Linked DNA regions of Homo sapiens: region 2 is linked to region 1. Evidence: chromatin loops called from intact Hi-C (ENCODE). Cell type or tissue: mammary epithelial cell. All regions are shown on one strand. Each heading gives the region's core, and the rest is flanking DNA. Links, peaks and the distances in the headings are about the cores only. Region 1 holds the start of PTMS (parathymosin). Region 2 overlaps ZNF384 (zinc finger protein 384).

Evidence for each region. Hi-C counts contacts between places; a loop is a spot of excess contacts. Peaks named below come from ENCODE experiments on the same cell type or tissue, not always from the same donor. Only the 100,000 strongest peaks of a DNase experiment are listed, where the experiment ranks them.
Region 2: it touches region 1 in a loop (2.0-fold over the local background); 25 of 110 quality-filtered maps call a loop at or near these places.

The regions. Positions count from the first base shown.
Region 1 is chr12:6,764,872-6,769,130 of GRCh38, forward strand. It overlaps PTMS (parathymosin), which reads left to right and starts at 1,492. Exons shown (of 5, transcript NM_002824.6): 1 at 1,492-1,879. The coding sequence starts at 1,835. RefSeq lists silencers at 1,357-1,686, 1,797-2,296. In mammary epithelial cell, for the core only: a CTCF peak has its summit at 2,070; DNase peaks (open chromatin) are centred at 1,390 and 2,170; H3K4me3 peaks cover 3,139 bases; H3K27ac peaks cover 1,257 bases.
Region 2 is chr12:6,682,575-6,687,084 of GRCh38, forward strand. The region is part of intron 2 of ZNF384 (zinc finger protein 384); the gene reads right to left. Among named protein-coding and RNA genes, the nearest start is that of ZNF384, 4.5 kb to the right of the region's middle. In mammary epithelial cell, for the core only: a CTCF peak has its summit at 2,256 (motif pointing left); no DNase peak of the experiment used is centred there.

The sequences.
Region 1 (4,259 bases), core at 1-4,000:
CCCCAAGATTTTTGAGGAGACTGAGACTGAAATATTGATAGAAAAGTCAGAAAGAGAAACTGGGAGGCGTGTACATCAAGGGACCAAAAGATGGTGTATTTAAGCACTCAAACACAAAATAATGATAATGATCATCAACGTAGTTTTTTATTAATAAAATGAAAATAATAAGATGAGGAATAATGATAATGACAGACAAATATGGGAGTGCACGCACACCAAAGGTCTTTTTCCAAACCCCAGCCTTCCACTCTGTCCACCTTCCTGACCTTTAATACACAACCCAGCCCCTGTTCCCTTCTGAAATCCCAAGCTTTTCAAAATGACTCAAAGATACCGAGATTGAGGGCGAGGAGCTGAGGATGTGTGGAATAGGGTGGGGCTGGAACTCCAGACCTGGACCTGTATTATATTTGCAAAGGAGGCAAATATAACCCAGAAAGGCTAGGGAAGATGGCAGCAGAGGAATGAGAAAAGCTGAAGGATGGAAAATGTAAAAAATGAGGACAGAAAGAGGAGTTGAGGAAAGCCAGCCAAGAATAGAGGGCCAGGTGCCTGACTCAGATAAGACAAGAGCAGGGTTGTCTGGGAAAGATAGGGAAAGAGACCAGAGGTGGAAGGGCAGAAGAGAGTCAGTGAGGAGTGGAGAAGAGGTGAGAGAAGAATGGGAGCGATTCGAGTTATAATTGGTTGTGAAGGAGGGGTCTAGGTACAGATGACTGAGGACGGATGAAGAGAAATAGAAGGACCAGGCGAATAAAAGTGAGGTGAGACGGGCGAATAAGAGAGGTAGAAGATGGAAGAGAGCTGGAAGACAGCAAAGGAGACCAGGGGGCCTGACTCCCCCCGGCTCACAGCACGGGGCCAGGAAGGGAGGCACCCGGCAAGGGTCACAAGTGTCAATCTGGCGGGACAGAAGGCTGGGCCGCCCTTTCTGCCCTCCCATCCCTCCTCAAGGCCATCCAGAGAATGTGGATGGAGGATGAGAGGGGGAAATCCGGCGTGGTGTGGAAGGAGCGCCCGAACCCTCTTCCTCTTCTTTAAGCTTTTGGTTTCTCAAATACCTGCCCTATCTTCCCATCTGCTCCCCTCACCCCACCCCTTGGCAAAATCCCAGGGCTTTTTTTGGGGTCAGTAGGATTCTGGCCACCTCTCCAGTCCGCCCCCAAAAGCCAGACTCCACATTCGCAGGCAGTAGGTTGGGATTTGGAAAGGTGCCTCCCCGCAGGAACCCCACCCCTTCCCACCTCCTCGCCCCACTCTTTCTCCGCGGCCGTCAGTCTCTCCATTTCCCCCTCCTGGTCTCGTCCTCCCTCCCGACTCCCTAGCTCTCCCTCCCCTCGCTTTCATCCTCCTATCCCCACCTCTCCAACCTCCTCTTTCATCCCCCTCCCCTCTCCTCTCCTCCCCGCTCCCGCCTGCCCCACCCCTGGGAAGCCCCTCCCGTCGGGCAGCGCCGCCTTATAAGCGGGTTCCCTTCCCGGGGGCGGCAGCGGCTGGTCGGCGGCAGCTCTGCTGGTGCGGGGGCGGCGAGCCCGGGATCGAGCTACCGCGGCCGAGCGCGCCGGCCACCGCCTGCACCGCCCTTCCGCCCGCCCTCCGGACGGCCGCAGCCCTGCGGGTCTCCGCTCCAGACCCACCCCCGCCCCACCCCGCGCGCCTCTGCCGCCTCTTCCAGAGACCCAGCTTGCCGAGCGGCCGCCGCTGCCGCTGTCGCCGCCGCCGCCGCCACCGCGCCAGGTTCCGGCCGCGGCCACCCTCCGCCGTCCAGGGCCCCTCCGTCTCGGCCCCGGGACCCCGGCTCCCCGCCAGCCCCGGCCCCGGCCCCGGCACCATGTCGGAGAAAAGCGTGGAGGCAGCGGCCGAGTTGAGCGCCAAGGTACGGGCGGGGGCGGCGGCGGCCCGGACCTCGCGCAGCCCTGGGGCCCGGCGCGGTCCTTCGCCCCAGGCCGCCCCCGACGGCCCCGCGCGGCCCTTGCGCCCGGGTCCTGGCGGACCCCACTGCGCCCTCCCACCGCTCCCCGGCCCGGAGCTCCTTTCCCGGCTCCGCGCGGCTAGCGCCAGCGCCCTCTAGCTGCCCTGCGCGCACCACGGCGCCCGGCCTCGCCGCTCCGGTCGCGCCGTCCCCCGCAGCCGTCCCCACCCCTCTTCGGCCCCACCTCGCTGACCGGATCCCGTCCGGCTTCCCGTCCGAACGCCCCGAGTCTCACTTTGCCGCGCCCCCTCCCTGCGCCCCGCTGCCGCGTCTTTGCTTGCAACCTGACCTCACCTTTCCTCGCTAAGCGGTTTGAGATCCTCAAGTGTAAACAGGACTCTCCCTGGAGGCTGCTCCTCCGGGCCCCTCCCCGCGGCCCGACCGTCGCTCGCTTCTCTCCCCGGACGGCGGCCGCCTCTGTTTTCTCGTTCCCTCCCCTCAGCTGGCTTTCAGCTTTCTTTTCTCTTCATCGTCCCCTTCCCGCATACACACTGAAAGAATCTCGAATTCCTAAAAATTAGAAGCGGGGCAGGACTAGCCTTCGAAAAAGCCGAGGCTGGGCATTGCATGGCATTGCGTCGAGCTGTCCTCGCCCTCATCAGCTCCCTTCCCCGGCCCCATCCGTTCGCCCTTGCCTCTCTTCCAGCCTTCCTCTAATTTCCCCAGGGAACCTGCGGAGTGTCGCTTTGGGAAATTAACGCGGCCGGGGTTTGGGGGCTGGGAGCCCTATCTTGTGTGTGTATGTGTATGGCGGGGGGGGGGGGCGCGGTGGTTGCTGAGGGGCCGTCACACAGGTCTCCCGGAGGCCCGCGGAGTGAAACGGGGGGAGCCAATGGGATTAACGGCGGTGGGAGAGGGGCTGTGTGCGATCTGCCAAGGTGCGCCCGTGTGGCCCTCCGGCGGGCTGTGCGGTGGCATGTGACTTCACTGAGTAGGTGTCTTTGTATGTCTGAAATCCAGCGAGTGTGTGGGACTGCCCGTGTCAGTTACATGTGTGCATGTGGAGACGTAGATGTTCTGGAGCCATGTTGTCGCTTTGTGAGTGCTGAGTGGCTCCGCTGTGCTCCCGTGCTGTCTCAAGAGTGTGGACCAGAATGGCCCAACGCTGGGCCATGTGTCTCCCATCGCGTGGGTGCTCCTCTCTAACTGTGTCTGTGCATGGCTGTCGGCCGGTGTCGGTGTGTGTGCCTGTGTTGAGTAAATGAGGCCAGAGGGCTGCTTAGCAGAAGACCTAGGGCCCAGGTCACATATTCTCCTGGAAAAGGGATCATGGAAGGACAGTGACCAGAAGGACAGAACAGGGGAGGAGAGGGCCCGGCCCCTTGAACTTTGGTCTCTGGTATTCTCCCTCCCTGCATCAGCCCAGATGGGAAAGTCAGGCCAGGGCCATACAGACTTTTGGTGCTGGGGCCCCCAGAGAGAAGCTGACCAGCTCTTTGCTCTCCTGGCCCAGGACGTAGGGAAGAGCCCCCTAGGTAGTGGAAATGCCATACTGACCTTGTGGCACAGAAATGAAGACCTCACGGTGGGGTGGAAGGGCACCCTCTCTGGAGTGAGAGTGAAGAGTTCTGAGCTACCCTTAAAGGGAGAAGGGAATTGAGTGCCCCCCAGGGCAGCCGTTCTGCACCAGGCTCCTCTCCTATCCCCTATCCTGTTCCAGAAAGGACCCCCCCGCCCAGGGTGATCTCACACAGGAGACTTCCATTCACATGGAATCAGATACACAGCGTGGCACACCAACACCAGATCAGATCACACAAGGACACCTACCGTGTTACACTGTGCCTGCCAAGGAGTGGGTGGGGAGAGCACTGGAATCTGAATTGGGAGGCTAGTGTAGTGTCCAGAAGGGACTCAGATGTGCCATATCAGCACAGGACGTCAACCTATGCCTGCTAGGATCTTGGGGTGAAGGAGAGGGGCTGGCTGGTGGGAGGGTCTCCTAGACTGGTCCCTCCCTCTTCTCCATTCCTATCCCACCCCAGTCACAGACCTTGTTTGTTGCTCTCTCCTTGTTTCCCACGCCTGCTACTCTTCCCCTCCTTGTTTTCTCTTCTACTTCACCTACATTTCCACCGTAAATGGCTACTTCCACTACACCCATGCATACACCATGGGAGGCAGGGATAGAGGAAACTACTTGAACTGTTTTGGGGCGGGGAGGGCAGAAAGTGGGAGGGGTGCTGGGAATGTGCTAAGGTGTAGTGTTTGGCCAAGTAGGGGCCTGAGGATTAGGGAGACACAGATGGAGAGAAACAAAGACCTTAGAAGCTGAAGGGGAAGC
Region 2 (4,510 bases), core at 322-4,321, 82 kb before region 1:
GAGGCAGAGGCTGAAGTCAGTAGAGATTGCAGTCCAGTCTGGGTAACAGAGAGAAACCCTGTCTCAAAAACAAACAAAAAACAAAACAAAGCAAAGATGGGAGTCTCACGTTTTCAGGCAACAGAATCAAGATACAATCAGATCACAGTTTAAGAGAATTCAATCTTGCCAAACTTTTTGGGAAGGAGCAATCACATCTTTTACATCTGTATCTTACAAATATCCCCAACATACGACTTTATCACCTAAGACACAATTACATATTTAATGAATTGAACAACGGTAGACTACCTACATATAGATTTTGCAGACAATGCTAGGGGTTCAAGTCTCAATGCATAATCCCTGTCTAACCTTCTAGTGGAAAGAAATGACAGACAAGAGATAAGAGTGGTGATAAATGGTGGGAATTAAGTAGAGAATTAAGATGGAGAGAATGGGTGTGGTGGCTCATGCCTGTAATTCCTGCACTTTGGGAGGCTGAGGCAGGTGGATCACTTGAGGTCAGGACTTTGAGACCAGCCTGGTCAACATGGTGAAACCCCATCTCTACTAAAAATACAAAAATTAGCCAGGCATGGTGGCACACGCCTGTAATCCCAGCTACTCAGGAGGCTGCGGCAGGAGAATTGCTTGAACCCAGGAGGTGGAGGTTGCAGCGAGCCGAGATCTAACCACTGCACTGCAGCCTGGGCAACAGAGCAAGACTGTCTCAAAAAAAAAATAAAATAAAATAAAAAAGATTAAAAATAATAATTAGGAGGGAGAATAAACGAAAGAAAGGGCCAATGTATAATTTTCCCAAAAGAATCAAGGAAGTTGGCTGGGTGTGGTGGCTCATGCCTGTAATCCTAACACTTTGGGAGGGCGAGGTAGGTGGGTCACTTGAGCTCAGGAGTTCAAGATCACCCTGGCCAACACGGCAAAACCCCATCTCTAATAAAAATACAAAAATTAGCAAGGTGTGGTGGCACACACCTGTAGTCCCAGCTACTTGGGAGGCTGAGGCAGGAGAATCACCTGAGTGCAGTAAGTCGAGATTGCACCACCACAGTCCAGCCTGGGTGACAGAGCAAGACCCTGTCTCAAAAAAAAAAAAAAAAAAAAAGAATCAAGGAAGTAAAGTAAATGCACTATGGATGTGAAAACGTAGGAAGGAGGAGGCTGAGCACGGTGGCTCATGCCTGCAATCCCAGCACTTTGGGAGGCCAAGGCAGGTGGATCACAAGGTCAGAAGTTCAAGACCAGTCTGGCCAAGATGGTGAAACCTTGTCTCTACTGAAAGTACAAATATTAGCCAGGCATGGTGGCGCACGCCTGTAGTCCCAGCTATTCAGGAGGCTGAGAAAGGAGAATCACCTGAACCTGGGAGGTGGAGGTTGCAGTGTGCCAAGATCGCACCACTGCACTCGAGCCTGGGCAACAGAGTGAGAATCCGTCTCAAAAAAAAAAACTGGTGGACAATATCACCACTATCATTATCATTAAAACTTATTAAGCACTTATTGTGTTCAAGGTAGTGTTCTAAGCACTTTACAACTACTACATCATTTAGTCCCTGCAACAATGAGGTAGGTACTGTAATTCCCATTTGAAATGAGGAAACTGGAGGCACAGAGTCCAACAGTAAATAGCAAAGCAGGAATGTGAATCCAGGCACCAAAGGGCAAGTTAAGGAAAGGGGTTCTACAAGGAACCAAAACCATATAACTGTAGTACACACTTTCTGATGTTATGGCTTGATCCAGGAAATAAAATTTAGAATATTTCCAGGAATGAACTATTTTCCAGCTAGTTCTCAAAAAATGTTTTCAAAATTGAAGTTTTTGATAACAGCAAAATGACATGCAGTTCAAGGTCATATTCCTTATTCTGTGAAACCTCACTTAGCTACCAAGATAACTTACTTTAGGATGACAGAGCCTGAATAAAGAGGCCGGACTTTACAAAGGAAAATAAATAAAAAGCCCCTCCACTTACTTGGATGCCTAGTTTATTGCATCCAATAAACTGGTGTGTCTGGTCCAAGGACAAGACACTACATATGCGTTACCAGCTTCCGATAAATAGGTCAGCCCAAAAGGGAGACCACAGAGAGAACTGCTCATCCAACTATAAGCAACCTTTACCAGCAAAATGACACCTGAGAAATGCTATGCCACTGTGCTACTGATGAGGCTGACTTCATCTTTGTACTCCTGAAATGAGATCAATGGAGAGCTAAGAATCAAAACTATTGCTAGAATACAATGTAAATGGCGCCCCCTAGAGTTGTGTAACAGGGCGTTCTGGGGCCAGATCACTCAAATATCTGCTTACTGTCTGTTTTACCGCTTACTCTATCTTTCGTGGAGGAAATTTCTCCAAATCATCCCAACATTCAATCAGGCACATATCAACATTCTTATCACCCAAAGAAGCCCACTGATGTTACACAGAAAACTCATGTCTACACAGAGAGTGCCAATTTTAATGATTATGCCTATATATTTAAAGAAAGTACTTTGGGAGGCCAAAGTAAGAGAATCACTTGAGCCCAGGAATTCAAGAACAGTCTGGGCAAAATAGGGAGACCCTGTATCTACAAAAAATTAAAAAAGTAGCCGGGCATGGTGGCTCACACCTGTAGTCCCAGTTACTTGGGAGGCTGAGGCAGGAGGATTGCTTGAGCCCAGGAAGTCGAGGCTGCAGTCAGCCATTATCACGCCACTGCACTCCAGTCTGGCCAAAAGAGTGAGACCCTGTCTCAAAAAGAAAAAAAGAAAAAGAAATAGAAAGGAAAGAAAAAACAGAAGAGAAGGAAAGATATAATTTGGTGGAAAGAAAAATGCTGGCAGGCTGAAAATCTGGGTTCTCATATCAACTTTACTATTGCACCAAGCCTCAACTGTTCTGTTAATAGGAAGGGAGGTTTACTGCTGGGCGAGGTGGCTCACACCTGTAATCCTAGCACTTTGGGAGGCCGAGGCAGGTGGACTGCCTGAGCTTAGGAGTTCAAGACCAGCCTGGGCAACATGGTGAAATCCCATCTCTACTAAAATACAAAAAATTAGCTGGGCATGGTGGCATGCGCCTGTAATCCCAACTACTCAGGAGGCTGAGACAGGGAATTGCCTGAACCTGGGAGGTGGAGTGGAGGTTGCAGTGAAAGGAGATCAGACCACTGCACTCCAGCCTGGGCGACAGAGCGAGACTCAGTCTCAAAAAAAAAAAAAAAAAAAAAAAAAGAAGGCAGGTTTACTCTAATTAAGTTGGAGAGTAATTTTCTCTTAAGAGACACAAGGAACTACATATTCCTTCTCCAATCTCAAATCTCAGAAGCCCTCAGGAGATAAAGAAGAGAGACACTATCAAGTATTAATAATAGTCGTGAAACACGGTAGGACTTGAACTCTTGGCCCAGAGCTTTGTCTATCTGACCACATCCTTCCGTAATGCTACCAACCATCCAGGGATAAAGATGACATGGCCTCCAGCAGGTGTTTTTGGCAGATATGGTGAAGACCACCATCTCTTTCCCAGAACCCACTAATTGTTTTTTTACTGTTGTTTTTTCAAATAAAGCATGATTTTCTTTCCCCAAGAAAACAGCATTCCCTTAACACAACCAACCCTTAGAAAACCATGAAATACACTCATCAAGTTCAGTAGCTAGAGAATGGCCTTGGGAATCAAGACTTCTGAATTCTTTTTTTATGAGACAGAGTCTCATTTTGTTGCCCAGGCTGAAGTGTAATGGCGTGATCTCAGCTCACTGCAACCTCCACCTCCTGGGTTCAAGCAATTCTCCTGCCTCAGCCTCCCAAGTAGCTGGGATTACAGGCGCTTGCCAACACATCTGGATAATTTTTGTATTTCTAGTAGAGACGGGATTTTGCTATGTTGGCCAGGCTGGTCTTGAACTTCTGACCTCAGGTGATCCGCTCTCCTCAGCCTCCCAAAGTGCTGAGATTACAGGCGTAAGCCACCGTGCCCGGCCAAGACTTGTGAATTCTAATTCTAGGTCCTATATCAGTGGATGACTCTTAACTATTTAAGTGGATGAATTAACCATTTTACTAGGTTTCTATCAGGATGGAGGATGGAAGAGGATGAGGCCTGTATAAATAAGTTTGTAAGGCATATGGTGATGAGATAAAGGCAGCACAAAAAAGAGAAAGAATGAAATGCCCCAAGTGCTCCTGAAAAGAAGAGTTACAGAAACACTTCCACAAGATGAGGACTATTAGCGACAATTAGTGAAAATTACATAAGGACTACATAATTACAAAGGAACTACCCAAAAGTAACAAATCTATAGCCTCCGGTTTAGAAATCATCTACAAGTAGCATCAACAAGAAAAAGATGGAAAAAAACAATCAACTTGAATTCAACTACAGAAAGAACTTAAGACGCTATTGAGAAACCATTCCAAAACACACAACTGCAGAAAGGTTACCTTAGCTCAAGACTTGAAATGAAGAAACACAGAGAAAGTTTTTTTTGTTTCTCCAAAAGGAAACAAAATCT